Regions from separate parts of the Homo sapiens genome. Here region 2 is linked to region 1. A link is a contact called in ENCODE Hi-C or POLR2A ChIA-PET data. All regions are on one chromosome and are shown on one strand. Each heading gives the region's core, a stretch centred on a gene start or an enhancer-like site at or near the end of the contact. The rest is flanking DNA. Distances are from core to core; before and after follow the strand shown. Region 1 holds the start of IQCJ-SCHIP1-AS1 (IQCJ-SCHIP1 readthrough antisense RNA 1). Region 2 overlaps IQCJ-SCHIP1 (IQCJ-SCHIP1 readthrough).

What was found. Hi-C counts contacts between places; a loop is a spot of excess contacts on that map. ChIA-PET counts read pairs that join two places held with the same protein, here RNA polymerase II (POLR2A). Pooled maps may share reads with other maps.
Region 2: a map of heart left ventricle shows a loop between it and region 1 (1.8-fold over the local background). The contact joins the enhancer-like site here to the promoter of IQCJ-SCHIP1-AS1 in region 1. A Hi-C loop is called at or near these places in 4 of 168 maps with a recorded cell type or tissue (PC-3, cardiac septum and heart left ventricle) and 3 of 50 pooled maps. POLR2A ChIA-PET finds 5 or more read pairs at or near these places in 2 of 52 experiments (MCF 10A and Panc1).

Annotation. Positions count from the first base shown.
Region 1 is chr3:159,767,047-159,771,087 of GRCh38, reverse strand. IQCJ-SCHIP1-AS1 (IQCJ-SCHIP1 readthrough antisense RNA 1) reads left to right here and starts at 2,476. Exons shown (of 3, transcript NR_121669.1): 1 at 2,476-2,514; 2 at 2,589-2,784. All of the region lies in intron 4 of IQCJ-SCHIP1 (IQCJ-SCHIP1 readthrough), which reads right to left. All of the region lies in intron 2 of SCHIP1 (schwannomin interacting protein 1), which reads right to left.
Region 2 is chr3:159,652,298-159,656,498 of GRCh38, reverse strand. The region is part of intron 4 of IQCJ-SCHIP1 (IQCJ-SCHIP1 readthrough); the gene reads right to left. The region is part of intron 1 of SCHIP1 (schwannomin interacting protein 1); the gene reads right to left. Among named protein-coding and RNA genes, the nearest start is that of IQCJ-SCHIP1-AS1, 110 kb to the left of the region's middle. Within about 2 kb of position 2,143, at least 2 of the 41 ENCODE cell types and tissues checked have a DNase peak (open chromatin) inside an H3K27ac peak, as active enhancers do; they include PC-3, where a contact is called at or near this core.

The sequences.
Region 1 (4,041 bases), core at 1,227-3,726:
TAAAAAGACACATTATTTTCAAGTACTTTGGAAATAACTTCGTCAGAAGAATTTGCTTTCAATTAACGTGTCAATTAAAATTGTTCTTATCTTCTCATTAAATGAGGAAAATGCACCTGTCAGAGGCACTAAAAAATAATAAAACTGCACTTAAAATGTGTTGAGTCTACAGCTAGAGCTCTTCTCTAATTTAAAAATGATTCCTTTCCTTTTTTAAACAACAGGAGTAAAGACTGGTTGGATGTGACAAGTGATCTCCTTGCTCTCTTGTTGTTTTCTCTTAAGAGGGAGGGAGCAGCCACCCAGCCACCTGAAGGGAGGTGTCCTGGAAAGCAGGATGCAGATGGAATAGAGCAATGGGAAAAGGGGAAACCTCTTTCAGTGATTTAAGCATCATGTGATGGCAAAGTAAAATAGTACTTCCTTGGAAGACAGGCAGCTTCTTACACAGGTAAACATACACCTACCACGTGATCAAGCCGTTCTTATTTCTAGTTATTTACCCAAGAGAAATGAAAGTGTATATTCAGGCCCGGCACAGTGGCTCACACCTGTAATCCCAGCACTTTGGGAGGCGAAGGTGGGCGGATTACCTGAGGTCAGGAGTTCAAGATCAGCTTGACCAACATGGTGACACCCCGTCTCTACAAAAATACAAAAATTAGCCAGGCATGATGGTGGCTGCCTGTAATCCCAGCTACTCAGGAGGCTGAGGCAGGAGAATCACTTGAACTGAGCAGGCGGAGGTGGCAGTGAGCCAAGATAGCATCATTGCACTCCAGCCTGGGTGACAAGAGCAAAACTTCACCCCAAAAATAAATAGATAAAGTGTATACATGTGTCCATAACAATGTTATTTGTAATAGCCAAAACCTAGAAACAATGCACATGTATAACAACAGATGAAAATGGTATATCCACAAAATGGAACACTACTCAGCAAGAGTTCAAACGAACCACTGATATATACAATAACATGGATGAATCTCAAAATAATCACTTTCTGAGTTAAAGAAGCCACACAAAAATCCACACATACTGTGATTCCACTTATGTTAATTTTAGAAGGCATAAACTAATCTATAACATAGAAATCAGATCAGTTGGTTGCCTAGGGACAAGATGGTGGTATTACAAAGGAGTGCAAGGATACTTTTGGGGATGCTAAATATGTTCATTATCTTGATGTTCATGATGGTTTCACAGGTGTGTCAAAACACATACATATGCCATACATATGTCAAAACTCATCAAATTGTACATTTTAACTATGTACAGTTGATGTATGTCACTTATACCTTAATAAAGCTATTTTTATTTTATTTTATTTAATTTTTGAGACGAAGCTTCACTCTTGTCACCCAGGCTGGAGTGCAATGGTGTGATCTTGGCTCACTGCAACCTCCGCCTCCTGGGTTTAAGCGATTCTCCTGCCTCAGCCTCCCGAGTAGCTGGGATTACAGGCGCCCGCCACCATGCCCGGCTAATTTTTGTATTTTTAGTAGAGATGGGGTTTCACCACGTTGGCCAGGCTGGTCTCGAACTCCTGACCTCAGGTGATCCGCCTGCCTTGGCCTCCCAAAGTGCTGGGATTACAGGCCTGAGCCACCATGCCTGGCCAATAAAGCTATTTTTAAAGAAAAGCGTCAAAATAGGCTGAGTCTCCAGAGACAGGGAACAGGCTAGACATGGAGGAACACGTCCCATGAAGGACAGGAAGCCTCAGGGACAAACACAGAGAAAAAGATGTGTAATTATATTCCATTTAGGAGGAAGAGTACACTGAGGCAGTGCCCCCCCTCCCACCCCACTTGGCAACAGGTCCACAGAGCCTTTTGAACAGGAGCAAGAGGGCTACAGTGATGCACTAAGGTCCTGGAGAAGCAGAAGAGAGAAAGCCGACTGTTTGTGGCCCGCTCTCATAAGAGGGAAAACTGTCCAGTCCTGTGCACCAGAGTTAGAGTAGGCAAGAAGATAAGAATTTAAGAGAAACATGAACTTCTGCAAGCAGGACTCCTAATCTGACATCAAAGGCACCAACCCCAGAACCTTTCTTTACTCCATCTATGGCCCTTGAATTTATTAAGAGTGTTCACGCACAAGACGGAATACAAGCCCAGGGCAGGACTGTGAGAAGCACACTGACACCAGATGAGCAGGGGCTGCCCATGGAAGGGGCACTTCTGGGAGTAGTTCTGGTTTTTGGGTAGAGCCCCTCACCCTCTCTGCATGTTTCAAGCATTTATTTGTGCCAGGCACAATGCGAACTACTGGGGATATGGCTGTCCCAGGTGATGACATCACAGTGGAGGGCTGGACCAGGTGCTGGAGGTCTGTCTTGAGCCCCCAGCTCTGAGATGGAGCAAGGATCCAGTCACTAGAGTGTTTCCATCAGGACTCCCCAGGCCCTTCCATGCTGTGACACCAAAGATAGTTCCTGACAGCATCCAAGCTCATCATCCTCCACAGATACCAAGAGAGAGATTAGTTTTCTAAACCCATCGCAAAGTGAAGGTCAGTGCTAGGTTTTAAATCCCACCTAAACATTGTGCATTTTTAAATTTGCCTCTCAATCTTATCTGAATTAGGGATAGCTGATTGTCATCCCATTTTTGAGACCTCAGTCATCCTTCTGCGTGCATCACCACAACTAAGAGGAAGGAAAGAGCACTGGATGTGGAGTGAGGAGACATGGATTCTGTCACTACCCTGCTCTGCAGAACCCAATAGTATGTCATTGAAACAAAACAATACAAAACCCTGTCTACAAAAGAAGACTCATAAGTAAGGGGGTTTTGATGATTTCCCAGTTTACTTATGTCCTTAATTCTAAGGAAGTGCAATAAGAGACTTGTCAATAGGAAACCCTTTAAGTTTCAGGGAGGTGGGAGCTCCTTCCTTTCCTTTTATTTCAAATTATTTTAAGCATTAAAAAAGGGGGCGGGGAACTAGTCTGGTGTCACAAGAAAGAACAAAACCCTGTTCATAAGTTTCTCACTGGGTCTGAGGCAAATCACTTAACCTCTCTGGGCTTCAATTTTCTCAACTGTAAAATGGGAGTTGGATTAGGTATGGGTTGTGTTGTTGTCATAAACATTCATTCATTCATTCATTCAATATTTGAGAACCTACTCCATCCCAGGCATGTTCCAGGCAATAGGTTATAGAGTTAAAAAACAGGCAAGAACTCCCGCCTACATTTCAGAGGGACCAAAAATAGAGGACTAAATAAGATAATGTCAGATAGTGACAAGCACTAAGAAAACAATACACCAGGAGTGCTGGAGTTGGGGTGCAGTGCTGTTACTTTACTTTAGGAAGGGTGGTGGGGGACAGCTTCTCTGAGCTGGTGAGAGTTGAACTGAGTCTGGAATGATGAGAAGGAACCAGACACTTGCTTCCAAGCAGAGGTTACAGAAGGGCAAAAGCCCTGAAGTAGGAATAGGCTTACTTGGTGAAGAGAAGCTATCCCCTTTTCATTGTATACCCCATTCCTAGTGGTGTGTATTAATGCCACTTAAATATATTCATACAAGACATTTTAAAGAGGAGTAAAATATCATTGGATTTGAACAGTTCCTTCAAGGCAGGCCTTCTCTTCCACACGGCTCCTTTGTTCTTCTCCGGTTTCTGTCCTCATGGTCATAAATTCCCTTACGTACTCCAGGCAGCACTAAACAGGATTTAAATCAGTGCTTTTCAATCTTTTATAACAGCGACCCATAGTGAGAAGTAAACTTTATGTTGCAACCCACCATACATATAAAACTAAAGTTTTAAAAATTACCAACTTTACTATGACTCCCTGCAATACACTATCATACATTCTATTTTATTTCATTTTTTTAAATGCTAAGGTGATTTCATGGGAAACTTACTGTTTGAAAAACAGTATTCTAAACCAACACTGACTAGTAATTTTGTTCAAACACAAACCAAAACATGAAAAAATCCACCATTAACCTCAAATGCTACCTCCTTCTCCCTTTTTTCTGTATACATCCTTGCTTTGACACAATGAAATCTAAATTTCTCTGTGTA
Region 2 (4,201 bases), core at 894-3,393, 110 kb after region 1:
GATTAGTCAGTTGCCACCTGGCAACTGACTAACAGGAGAAGCCAAGTGGGCTCGCCTTTCTTCGAGAACTCTCTAAGGTACAAGAGGAGGTTGTGGGGGCAGCAAGAAGAACATGGGCTTAGGAGTCAGGAACACCAAAGGGTGTAACACCAGTTCTGCACTAAGTAACTGTGAGATTCTGGAAATGTCAACCTTTATTGAACTTGGATTCCCTATCTGTAAGAGAGAGAGAATGATTCCTACTCATAGGATGTTTGGGGATTACTGAGTTCATGTATATGAAGTACCCAGAGCACCTGACAGATCGTAGGTACTCATTTAATGTAAATTCCATCCCCTTCCAATTTGCTTACCATAGAAGATTCTTCTTACCAGATCTGTCCTCAGGTCTCTGAAGTCTATGCCACACAATGAAACATCTGTTCTTCCCTGAACAGCCAGGCCATCCACAGCTTTTTGCCTTGGGACTGCTGTTCTCTTTGCTGGAAATACTGTTACCCCATCTTTCCTTCTGGAAAACTCTCATTCATCCTTGAAGAACTAGTCCATTAACTGTCAAAGCACCCACTCTAATGCTTTGCAGTTTCTTTACTTTTATTTTTTTTCTTCTGAGACGGAGTCTCACTCTGCCACCCAGGCTGGAGTGCAGTGGCACAATCCCAGCTCACTGCAACCTCCGCCTCCTGGGTTCAAGGGATTCTCCTGCCTCAGCCTCCTGAGTAGCTGGGATTACAGGCACCTTCCACTATGCCTAGCTAATTTTTTGTATATTTAGTAGAGATGTGGTTTCACCATGATGGCTAGGCTTGTCTCAAACACCTGACCTCATGATTCTCCCGCTTCAGCCTCCCAAAGTGCTGGGATTACAGGTGTGAGCCACCACGCTCGGCCTGCTGTTTCTTTCTCATTGGTTCTATGTCCCCTTCTCTCTTGGTAACATTCCTATCTCCAGCTTCTGATTCATCACCCAGCACTGAGAAGGACCAGGGACTTAAGTGTTGTCCTACCCGAGAGAGCTAAGCATTCCAGCCAGCCTCATAGTGCCTGGCCCCTTGTTAGTTCTTAATAAGTGGTAGCTATCATCATCATCATCATCACCATCATCATCATCATCATCACTACTACTACTGCTACCATTGTCGCATGCTTCAGAATCTTCTGCCCCAAAATGTCTTTCCACCTACTTGTTGACATCTGAAAATTGTTCACAGGCTTTCATTTCATACTTACAGATGCAAATGCAAGTTAATTAACACCAAAGTCTTATCAACTATACAACAGTAGTAACTGGTAGCATATTAAACACTTGCTATATGCCAGATATTTTATATTCAATTTTCATAAAACCTATGAAGTAAGTTTAGAGAATTCAAGTGACTTAGTTAAGGTCATACAACAAATAAATGGTAGAGCTGGGAGTTGAACCCAGAACTCATCTTCTTAATGACTATACTGTACTGTGCTCAATAGGGACAGTAAGTGACTGGCAGCACAGCCTTCCTGCTTTATGAAGGGAGGCAGTTCGTGGGCAGCAGACACTAAGGTGACATGAAGGGCCTCAGGGTAGCCAGTCCTATCACTTCTGGTCAGCACTGCTTACTGTCAACCAGCTGGTGACAAATCAGTATGTCACTTTGAATGTGTACAGATTGTCTTCGCATGGTTTGTGAGGATTTTTTTTTTTTTTTTTTTTTTTACTTAAAGTCATAGATCATGTTGTAAAGTAGCTTCATTTTTCAAGGAGGTAGTAATTGAAATTGAAGTGTCCCGTAGCTCCATCCATGCTGACCCCAATTCCCCATGGGCCCCTACTGACTCCCTGCTGTCCTGCCACCTCTGTGGAGCTCACATACACTCAACACCCTCCTTCCACCTGCTTTCATCACCTTCTTCACACAGACTCATATCCTCAAATTATAGGCACCAGACATATGCAGGCCAACACACTCAGGGAGTAAGGAGGTGGAGAGATGACTGATAATATATATAAGTGGGGGGTTTGTAGATAGTGAATTGTAGACCAGAAAAATGTTAGACTTGAAAAAGACTTTATAGATAATCTAGGCCAGCCACATAATTTTATAGGTGCAGAAACTGAAGTCCAAGGTGACTCAGCAAATTAAATGGGTCTGCAGAGTCAAACGGTAAATAAAAAGTGAGTGCCAAATCTGATAGAGAGTTGGGAAAAATGAACTAGTGATGAATAGGAGAGAGAATGAGTGAGGTTGCAAGGGGGAAAGAGCATGGTGCCAGAGTAAAAAGTGGTTCATTTTTTATTAATGTTAAAATTCTACAACTCAGAAGAGTATCTTGGAGGAAGATACTCTTGGAGGAAGCTGGACTAGGGAGTTTCTCTGACATCTTTATGCGATTTGCATGTGAATATCTTCCTAATTATTTGTAAGTAAGCAATTAAAAGAAAAAAATCTGTATTTAAAAAGATAAAAAGCAGGACATCAAGTATTAAAGGCAATTTACCCCAGAATGTATGATAGTATATTTTAGATAGCAAAATCTGAGACTAGACTCTTAAACTGATCATTTTTAGGGGGTACATGAGATAATTTAATACAGTCATATAATTTGTAAAGATGAGATGGGTGTAATTGGGATATCCATCACCTTAAATATTTGTATTTATGCTAGAAACCTTCAATTTATTCTCTTCTACCTCTTTTGAAATATACAGTAGATGAATGTAAACTAGATTCACCTACTGATCTATCAAATCTTTTTTTTTTTTTTTTTTACTTTAAGTTCCGGGATACATGTGCAGAATGTGCAGGTTTGTTACATAGGTATACATGTGCCATGGTGGTTTGCCGCACCTATCAACCTGTCATCTAGGTTTTAAGCCCTTCATGCATTAGGTATTTGTCCTAATGCTCTCCCTTCCCTTACCCCCCACCCCCCAACAGGCCCCTGTATGTGATGTTCCCCTCCCTGGGTCCATGTGTTCTCATTGTTCAACTCCCACTTATAAGTGAGAACATGAGGTATTTGGTTTTCTGTTCCTGTGTTAGTATGCTGAGAATGATGGCTTCCAGCTTCATCCATGTCTCTGCAAAGGACATGAACTCATTATTTTTATGGCTGTATAGTATTCCATGGTATATATGTGCCACATTTTCTTTATTTAGTATATCATTGATAAGCATTTGGGTTGGTTCCAAGTCTTTGCTATTGTAAATAGTGCTGCAATAAACATAGGTGTATATGGGTCTTTATAGTAGAATGATTTATAATCCTTTGTGTATATTCCCAGTAATGGGATTCCTGGGTCAAATGGTATTTCTGGTTCTAGATCCTTGAGGAATCACCACACTGTCTTCCACAATGGTTAAACTAATTTATACTCCCACCAACAGTGTAAAAGTGTTCCTATTTCTCCACAGCCTTGCCAGCATCCAAACAGTAGATCTTATTTCCTCTCAAACTGTATATTTGTACCCTTGATCAAACTCTTCATCCCCTCCTTCGCCATACCTGCCCTGGCCTCTGTCGACCACCAATCTACTCTCAAATTTTATAAGATCCACTTTTTTAGCTCCCAGAGATGACTGAGAACACACAATTTTTGTCTTTTTGTGCTTGGCTTATTTTATTTAACACAGTGATCTCCAGTTTTATCCATGTTGCTGAAGAAATAGATCATTTTTAAAGAAGTGAGAATAATTTATCATTACAAACTAGTCCTAAATGGTCAATTTTAAAGATCACCTCATCCTTGTTTTTCTCATTGTGCCTCCAATGCCTCACCCTCTTATGTGGCTTTTTTCACTCCTGCCCTTCTGGTTTCAGCTCAGATGTCATTTCAACAGTCGTCATTGCACACCCCTCCCCACCCATCTTATCTGTGAGGTCACTTTCCTTTATAATCACTCTTAGTATGTCCTTCATGGCACTTATTGGCTGTAATTGTCTTGTTTACATATCCGCTTCCTTGTTTGTCTCCCATTAGGACATGAGCTCCACTGGGCCAGGGACCACCCCAGCTTACCACCTGGCAGAGTAGGTACCCAAGGAAAACACAGGGCAGGTCTGGGTCCCCTATTGGCTTAGGTAAAGATAATTTTTCAAAACCTGAAAATTTGTAGTGACTGTTGGTTTTATTCCCTTCTACTTTATGTACTTCTTAACGGTGTCTAACACTACATTAAATATGTTAAAAAACCACCAATCACTACCTTACCAAGAAATA